Regions from separate parts of the Homo sapiens genome. Here region 1 is linked to region 2. Evidence: chromatin loops called from intact Hi-C (ENCODE). Cell type or tissue: heart right ventricle. All regions are shown on one strand.

The links. Hi-C counts contacts between places; a loop is a spot of excess contacts. Peaks named below come from ENCODE experiments on the same cell type or tissue, not always from the same donor. Only the 100,000 strongest peaks of a DNase experiment are listed, where the experiment ranks them.
Region 1: it touches region 2 in a loop (2.9-fold over the local background); 1 of 110 quality-filtered maps calls a loop at or near these places.

Annotation. Positions count from the first base shown.
Region 1 is chr9:69,575,734-69,579,733 of GRCh38, reverse strand. All of the region lies in intron 1 of APBA1 (amyloid beta precursor protein binding family A member 1), which reads left to right. Among named protein-coding and RNA genes, the nearest start is that of APBA1, 95 kb to the left of the region's middle. In heart right ventricle, no CTCF peak of the experiment used is centred here; a DNase peak (open chromatin) is centred at 1,513.
Region 2 is chr9:69,892,962-69,896,961 of GRCh38, reverse strand. All of the region lies in intron 5 of CFAP95 (cilia and flagella associated protein 95), which reads right to left. Among named protein-coding and RNA genes, the nearest start is that of CFAP95, 74 kb to the right of the region's middle. In heart right ventricle, no CTCF peak of the experiment used is centred here; no DNase peak of the experiment used is centred here.

The sequences.
Region 1 (4,000 bases), 320 kb after region 2:
GGAATCCGGCAACATGCATTATTGTGACCTACCACTTTGTGAGCACCAAGACGGTTTTGGTGAGATGCTTAAGAACATTGGCTTAAAATCCAGACTGCCTGGGTTTGATTCCCCAGCCCCTTCCATTACTAGCTGTGTGACCTTGGCCAAATTACATAATTTCTTATAACCTCAAAGTCCTCAGCAATAAAATGGGGCTGGTAACAGCATCATTTTACTCTCACATAGATGAATATAAAATGTAGCTCCTGCCTTCATTGTAAATGAGGAATTGGACTGGTTAAAAAATGAAACAGAAAAATACAGACATTCCTCCTATAGTTAAAGTCCGCATAAAGCAAATGAATATATGAGAGCCAATACCTTGAGGAACATGTCCTTTATGTAGCCTCTGTTGACAATGACCCCATCTTGCTCGGGGATTAGCAACATTCTTAGGGGGAAAAGAAAAGTGCTGCTCCCGGTGCAGGCCAGGGGCATTCCTCATGTGGCTGTGCACATTGTGACCACAGTGGGGCTGCAGTATGTAGAGTATAGGGTGCTGATGCTGGCTCCATGCAGGAGAGTTAAAGGTTGGGGAGACCCTTCATATTGAGTCACATGTTAACAAGCAGAGGTGCCTCAGTGAGGTATGGGTTTTTTGTTTTAAGCTGTACTCACTTATCTTAAAAAAAAAACTCGTTGAAATTTCTGTAGGAAATAGAACTTGGTTGTTGCTGGAACTGCATTCACTAACCCTCTTTTACTCAGTAAAAGAATGGCTTCCTGTAGTGCAGTTTTTGACAACCCAAGGTTTCTTATCCATCTGTTCAACAACAGTTCAGTGCCTAATATATGCTAACATGGTGCTGGGTACAATGGTGTCCACAAAGGCAGAGTCACTGTCCCTACAATTTGTGAAGTTGTGATAAAATTGCAATTGTTAAAATGCAGACATACTATTGTTGCAGACAGATTTTGTGTGCTAAGCTAGACTGTTAAGACTAGAAGGAGAACAGCAGAGATGGCACCAGTTGGTGGCCAGGGGAGGGGGCTCCCCACTCCTGTAAAATCTGCCACATCTTCCCTGGCCACCCTTCTACATAATGACATTCCCAAAGATAGATCATTTATTTCTCAATCTTTGTAAAGTATGAATAAAATTGTTTTGAGAAACCGTGATTTTTTAATTTAAAGTCTGTAAAACATTGTTTTTAAGTGGCAACCAGATTGCCACCTCAAAGCCCCTTTTATCCAGAAATTCAGGGTGGTATTTAGAGAGGAGAAATGAGTGAAGGTGAGAAGACCCAGAGAACCCCCAGCAGAGGATGTTCTGCAAGTTGAGCCTCAAAAGATGATTGAAATCTTGACCCTAGATGCCCTGGCCTTCCCATACCTATCAGCGCATGCTCACAAAGAAAACCACCATGTGGCCAGCTGTGCTGTGGCTTGGAGAGGCAGGGTCTGTGGGGACATAGAAGCAGCTTTAGCAGTTGGATCCGTGCTCCAGTGTAAAGGGCTGGCTTCCCAGTGAGCACAGAAAAGGCCTGGAGTCTGCTTCTCATGCTGTGTTGGGCTTTGCCAAGGGCTCCCTTGCCACTACAGCTGGGATGTCCTAATTTGGCTTGGTTGATTTAACTTCTCACTTTAGAGGAAGAAAGTAAGATCGATGTTTTCTAATTTGCCTCTAGGCTCCTTTTACACTTACCTTCAACACAGCCAATCTAGGGTCCTTCATTTTAGGTGAGCTGAGAGGTACAGAAGAAAGTGTTTGCAGGGTCCCTTGGGATGATAGGCTTTCTCCAGTTGGGCCAGTGCTGGTGATTGCCTGGGTTGCTGCCACACTGGGAGCATTGTGGTGGTGAAGTCCAGACAGGTGAATTCCAGCTGTGCTACCTTAGATAAGTCCCTTCACCTCTCTGGGCCTTGTTTTTATCATCTAAAATATGAAGCTCTTAAAAAAAGGTTTTCTCAGACTGGTTAGCCAGATGATTTTAAGTGGCTAAAGGATGAGCATTCTTTATATACTAATATATGTATTTATTTTTCATTGTCATATTCCATTTATATGAAGTGATACCAGATTTTTATAGTGATGATTGCATTTCTTTTGAAGTAATTTTATTTGAGTAACATTTCCCTCCTGTGGTTTCTTCACTCACAGCTGACCCACCACAACTCTTTACTTGCCTTGTTCAGATGGTCCTAAATTGTAAACCCTCCAGTCTCCTTTCCAAAGCTTTCTCTCTTGGCCATCTATTCAATGGTGGTCTTGAGGGAAACTGTTCCCCTTGTGTGCTGGTGTACTGGAGTGGGTCGCCAATGGAAAATCAGAAAACCACCTGGGTTTCCCATAATGTGGGGCTGGTCCAGTCCAGAGCTTCCTAGTTTTCCCTCAGTCTCATGTCACCATCACAGCTGTTGCCATGTCTATGCACCCTGTCTACTCATGATGACTCAATATTTTCTTCACATAGACCAAGTTGATTATTTACTCAATAAAATTATTCACAAATTACAGCTAGATAGGGAAGAGTAAATTCTAGTCTTCTATACCATTGTAGGATGACCATAGTTAACAATAATATATAGTTTCCAATAGCTAGAAGGAGGATATTCTGTTTTCCCAACACAAAGAAATGATAAATGTTTGAGATGATGGATATGCTAATTACCCTGATCTGATCACTATACTTTATACATATCAAAACATCACCATGTACCCCATAGATATGTGCAACTATTGTCAATTTTTAGAAAGTGAAATCAAAAAATAAAAATTAAAAGATTTTTATCATCCCTCCAAAAATAAAAAAATTTGAAAATTATTTTTAATAATTAAACAATATTTTATATTTTATAGTAAATTTTATCACACAAATAATGCATAATTTTTTTATTATACTTTAAGTTTTAGGGTACATGTGCACAACGTGCAGGTTTGTTACATATGTATACATGTGCCATGTTGGTGTGCTGCACCCATTAACTTATCATTTAACATTAGGTATATCTCCTAATGCTATCCCTCCCCGCTCCCCCTACCCCACAACAGGCCCCGGTGTGTGATGTTCCCCTTCCTGTGTCCATGTGTTCTCATTGTTCAATTCCTACCTATGAGTGAGAACATGAGGTGTTTGGTTTTTTGTCCTTGCGATAGTTTGCTGAGAATGATGGTTTCCAGCTTCATCCATGTCCCTACAAAAGACATGAACTCATCCTTTATTATGGCTGCATAGTATTCCATGGTGTATATGTGCCACATTTTCTTAATCCAGTCTGTCATTGTTGGACATTTGGGTTGGTTCCAAGTCTTTGCTATTGTGAATAGTGCCGCAATAAACATAAGTGTGCATGTGTCTTTATAGCAGCATGTTTTGTAATCCTTTAGTATATACCCAGTAATGGGATGGCTGGGTCAAATGGTATTTCTAGTTCTAGATCCTGAGGAATCGCCACACTGACTTCCACAATGGTTGAACTAGTTTACAGTCCCACCAACAGTGTAAAAGTGTTCCTATTTCTCCACATCCTCTCCAGCACCTATTGTTTCCTGACATTTTAATGATCACCATTCTAACTGGTGTGAGATGGTATCTCATTGTGGTTTTGATTTGCATTTCTCTGATGGCCAGTGATGATGAGCATTTTTTCATGTGTCTTTTGGCTGCATAAATGTCTTCTTTTGAGAAGTGTCTGTTCATATCCTTCACCCACTTTTTGTTGGGATTGTTTGTTTTTTTCTTGTAAATTTGTTTGAGTTCATTGTAGATTCTGGATATTAGCCCTTTGTCAGATGAGTAGCTTGCAAAAATTTTCTCTTATTCTGTAGGTTGCCTGTTCACTCTGATGGTAATTTCTTTTGCTGTGTAGAAGCTCTTTAGTTTAATTAGATCCCATTTGTCAATTTTGGCTTTTGTTGCCATTGCCTTTGGTGTTTTAGACATGAAGTCCTTGCCCATGCTTATGTCCTGAATGGTATTGCCTAGGTTTTCCTCTAGGGTTTTTATGGTTTTAGGTC
Region 2 (4,000 bases):
GATTCCCTCGTTCATTTACTTCACTAAATTTAAAATATTTTATTTCTTTTATTTTTTCAAAATTTTTTTTTCAGAGACAGAGTCTTGATGTGTCACCCAACCTGGAGTGCAGTGGTGCAATCATAGCTCACTGCAGGTTTGAACTCTTGGCCTCAAGCCATTTTCCCATCTCAAGCCTCCCAAAGCATTGGGATGACAGGTGTGAGCCACCGCACCTGGCCAAGTTTTATTTCTATTGGATATTTTTTCCTCCAATGATTGTGTCACAAACATAAGAATAATTGGCAAATGTAGCTAAACAAATATGTAACTAGTGGGATATATTCTTATGTATTTAAGAAGTATTTACTACTCCTATTTATTTGATAAAGTTTTAGGAGGGAGAAGCATTTGTAACAAATACAGATATTAACAGAGCATGAGACTCTTAGCTACAGGGAAATAGCCATGGGAAGTACAAAGAAATTTAGGCTGTGGATAGAAATATAAATATCTCTACCACTAATGAATCCAGTCAACATAGTAAGGTTTCACTACAAAAAATATGAAGATCTATGTAAATGAACACTTCACAAATAAATTGACTTTTAAAGATTAATATCACACAAATTTTTGTTATGGCCAGCATCAAAAACTAAGCAATACACAATTAAACATTAGCTGTTGATATATTTGTTTGTTTCTAATGCACAAAATTGATTGGTTCTATCACTTCAATCATATAAAACACAAATACGATTTTTCTTATTCTTCAGTCTATATTATGTGAGGACATTTACCTTTGCCACTGTTTTATAATGGAATGACTTAATGGACTGTATATCAATTTGAGGCCTAGGCTTCTCAATCTTTAAAACTTTATTTCTCCTTACAAAAGTTTTATATGTTCACTGTAGAAACTGAAGATAATCAAAAAGAAGAAAATAAAATATCTCATAATTCCAAGTTCTCTGAAGCAGAACTTAGCTTCATGGCCTAACTTAGAAACAAATGTTAGACCAGGCCAGGCGCAGCAGCTCACGCCTGTAATCCCAGCACTTTCAGAGGCTGAGGCAGGAGGATCACTTGAGCCTGGGAGGTAGAGATTGCAGTGAGCCGAGATCATTCCACTGCACTCCAGTCTGAGTGACAGAGCAAGACTCTGTCTCAAAAAAGTTAATAAATAACTTCAGAGGCAACATAAGGCAAAAGTTAAGTTTCTGGAGAAATAGGGTATCTCTCTACTAAAAGAATACAACTCTAAAAAACAATCCGTTTCCTGAGAATTAAGACCCCACAATTTCTCTACTGTTGGTGATACACAAGATGAGCAGGAAGTTAAAATAATTAATTTATAATTAAGTATAATTAACATTTAATTTTCAACTAAGTTTGAATTAAATGTCTACCAAGGTCTTTAATCCGAAAGGATACTTGGTCATAAATAAATTACTATTTCAATGGGAAAAGATCATTGAGACAGAATCAAATCAAATCAAATAGTAGAATCTGAGAGCCAGAGAGCTTGGAAAGATCACTGTGTCTGTATCAGTCAAAGATCTCCAGAGAAACAGAACCAATAGAATACACACACACACACACACACACACACAGAGAGAGAGAGAGAGAGAGAGAGAGAGAGAGAGACTGATTTTAAGGAATTGGCTCACATGATTGTGGAGGCCAGCAAGTAACTCAGGAAGGATTTCTATGTTACAATCTTGAGACTGAATTCCTTTTTTTCCAGAAAACCTTAGTTTTTTGCACTTAAGGCTATAAACTGATTCAATGAGCCCCACTTACATTATTTGGAATAATCTTTACTAAAAGTTAACTGATTGTAAATGTTAATCACATTTACAAAAGACCTCCACAACAACATCTAGAGAAGTATTTGACTAAACTACAGGGCAAATAACCTAGTTAAGTTAACACAGAAAATTAACCATCACACTGTCTAACCCTAGTCTTTTTTTTTTTTTCTTTTTTTTTGAGATAGAGTCTCACTCTGTCACCCAGGTTGGAATGCAGTGGTGCAATCTAGGCTCACTGCCACCAGGCCCAACTAATCTTTTGTATGTTTAGTAGAGATGGTGTTTCACCATGTTGACCAGGCTGGCCTGGAACTCCTAAGCTCAAATGAACTGCCCACCTCAGCCTTCCAAAGTACTGGGAATACAGGTGTGATCCACTGTGTCTGTCCATCTAACTCTAGTCTTAAAGTGAGATCAAGGCCTACAAAGGTTGGAGTATATAAGTTTTGAGTCGTGTTTTGCAAAGTAGCTACAAATATGGCACTTGGAATCAGACCCAAGTTCACTTTGAACACTTACATGGTGTGTTATTACTCATACTTAAACTCTCTGGGACACAGATTCCTCAGTATGTAATTCCAATAGGTTGATATTCTGGGGCAGTTGTGAGGATTAAGTGAGCTAATACATGTAAGATAACTAAGCCAGTGCCTGGAACATGGTAGACAATAAGTGTTACTTCATTCCTCTCTTCCTCCCTTTATTTCTTCTGTCCTCCCTCCTTTCCTTGTTTCCTTGCTTCCTTGCTTCATTCCTTCCTTCCTTCTACTCATCTACCAGCAACTGTATATTTTATTCAATAAGGCAAATTCTATTGTCTCCCAATCAACTCGGTAGTCCATGGAAGTTCTATGGAGTTATATGAGCAAAAACCAGCAGATCCTAAGGTTGAAGCTGGGGCCTAGGAAATGTGGTTCTTAGAGCTGGCAGAATGACATGAGACTCAGAACCAGAACTGTTTGTTTATAAAACTATATAAAACCAAGCCTTCAAGTATAAATATAAGGTCAGCACACATATGTATGACATGTGTTGAGATCTTTCAGACAAGATATTTAGGTTAGAAAGGCCACCATATCCTTTTGAACCCAAGTCAAAGAAGCCTGTTTCCATGGTTAACTAGCAGCAGCATTATGGGACACTCTGGCAGGGATTATAAGACCCTTCCCTCCTCTCCAATTCTACCCCCTACCACTACCTTATTTGCAGAGGATTCTAAAACTCTCACTCATTTCATTTCAGTCAATAATACACGATAAGATAAATAAGCAAATGGCAATTATTCATTTGTTAGTGAATATTGAGTCAGGCAATTAACAAGACAAAGAAAATTAAATCGTGGATATAGTCAGATGAAGTACAAATAAAATAGCACTAAAATGAAAGTAATAAAAATACATTATAAGCCTGGAACTTAGTTAAATTTCAGCCTTAATTTTCCAGGTACAAGTTTGGAAAAACCACACTTTAGAATACAAGGCTTTTATACTTCATTTTTCTATGTGGCCAGATTAACTTGAACAATTTTCCATGCTATTATTTTTTAAAATAACAGAAGAAAAAGAGGAGGAGGGAAAGGAGGAGGAGAAAGAAAAAGAAAGAGACTGTCTATGCTGAAATGAAAATGGGGAAGACAATAGGGACATGGAATGAAGCAAAGATACAAAGAGAGGACCTTAAAATAACTGGGATTTGAAAGCTAATATAATTCAGACAAGTGAGGCTTTCTATAGAATCTTCACCCTGTTCTGGATTCTCTTTCTGTCCCAGCTCTTTCTGTTTTTCAGCAAGCCATTCTTTCTCTTGTCTTCTTTTCAAGGCACCTGGTAGGCAACCCTTCCTAGTATAATGGGATAGCTCCCTTGACCCTTTCGTGGGACTCATGAAGGGGTGGCTTGCTTACTCAGCCCACAGCTCTCAACTCCTTGCAGGTAGGTAAGTGAGTGCAGAGTCTGGGATGAGTGCTTCTGGGTGACCAGCAGGAGCAGAACTCTGTGCGAGCCCATGGAAGCGCCTAGGGGTTGCCCATGACCCCCAGAGCCCCTGAGGGCATGTGTTAAAGTGTACTGTCTTAGCTTTGCCATCCACAGATGGCTAAGTGTTTAACAGCTCTGTGTGACAGCCCTCTGTATCCTGAGCTCTTGTTCAGTGTCCAGGAAGAATCAGATCACACAAACAAATTGAAGATGGTGTCCAGGAAGAATCAG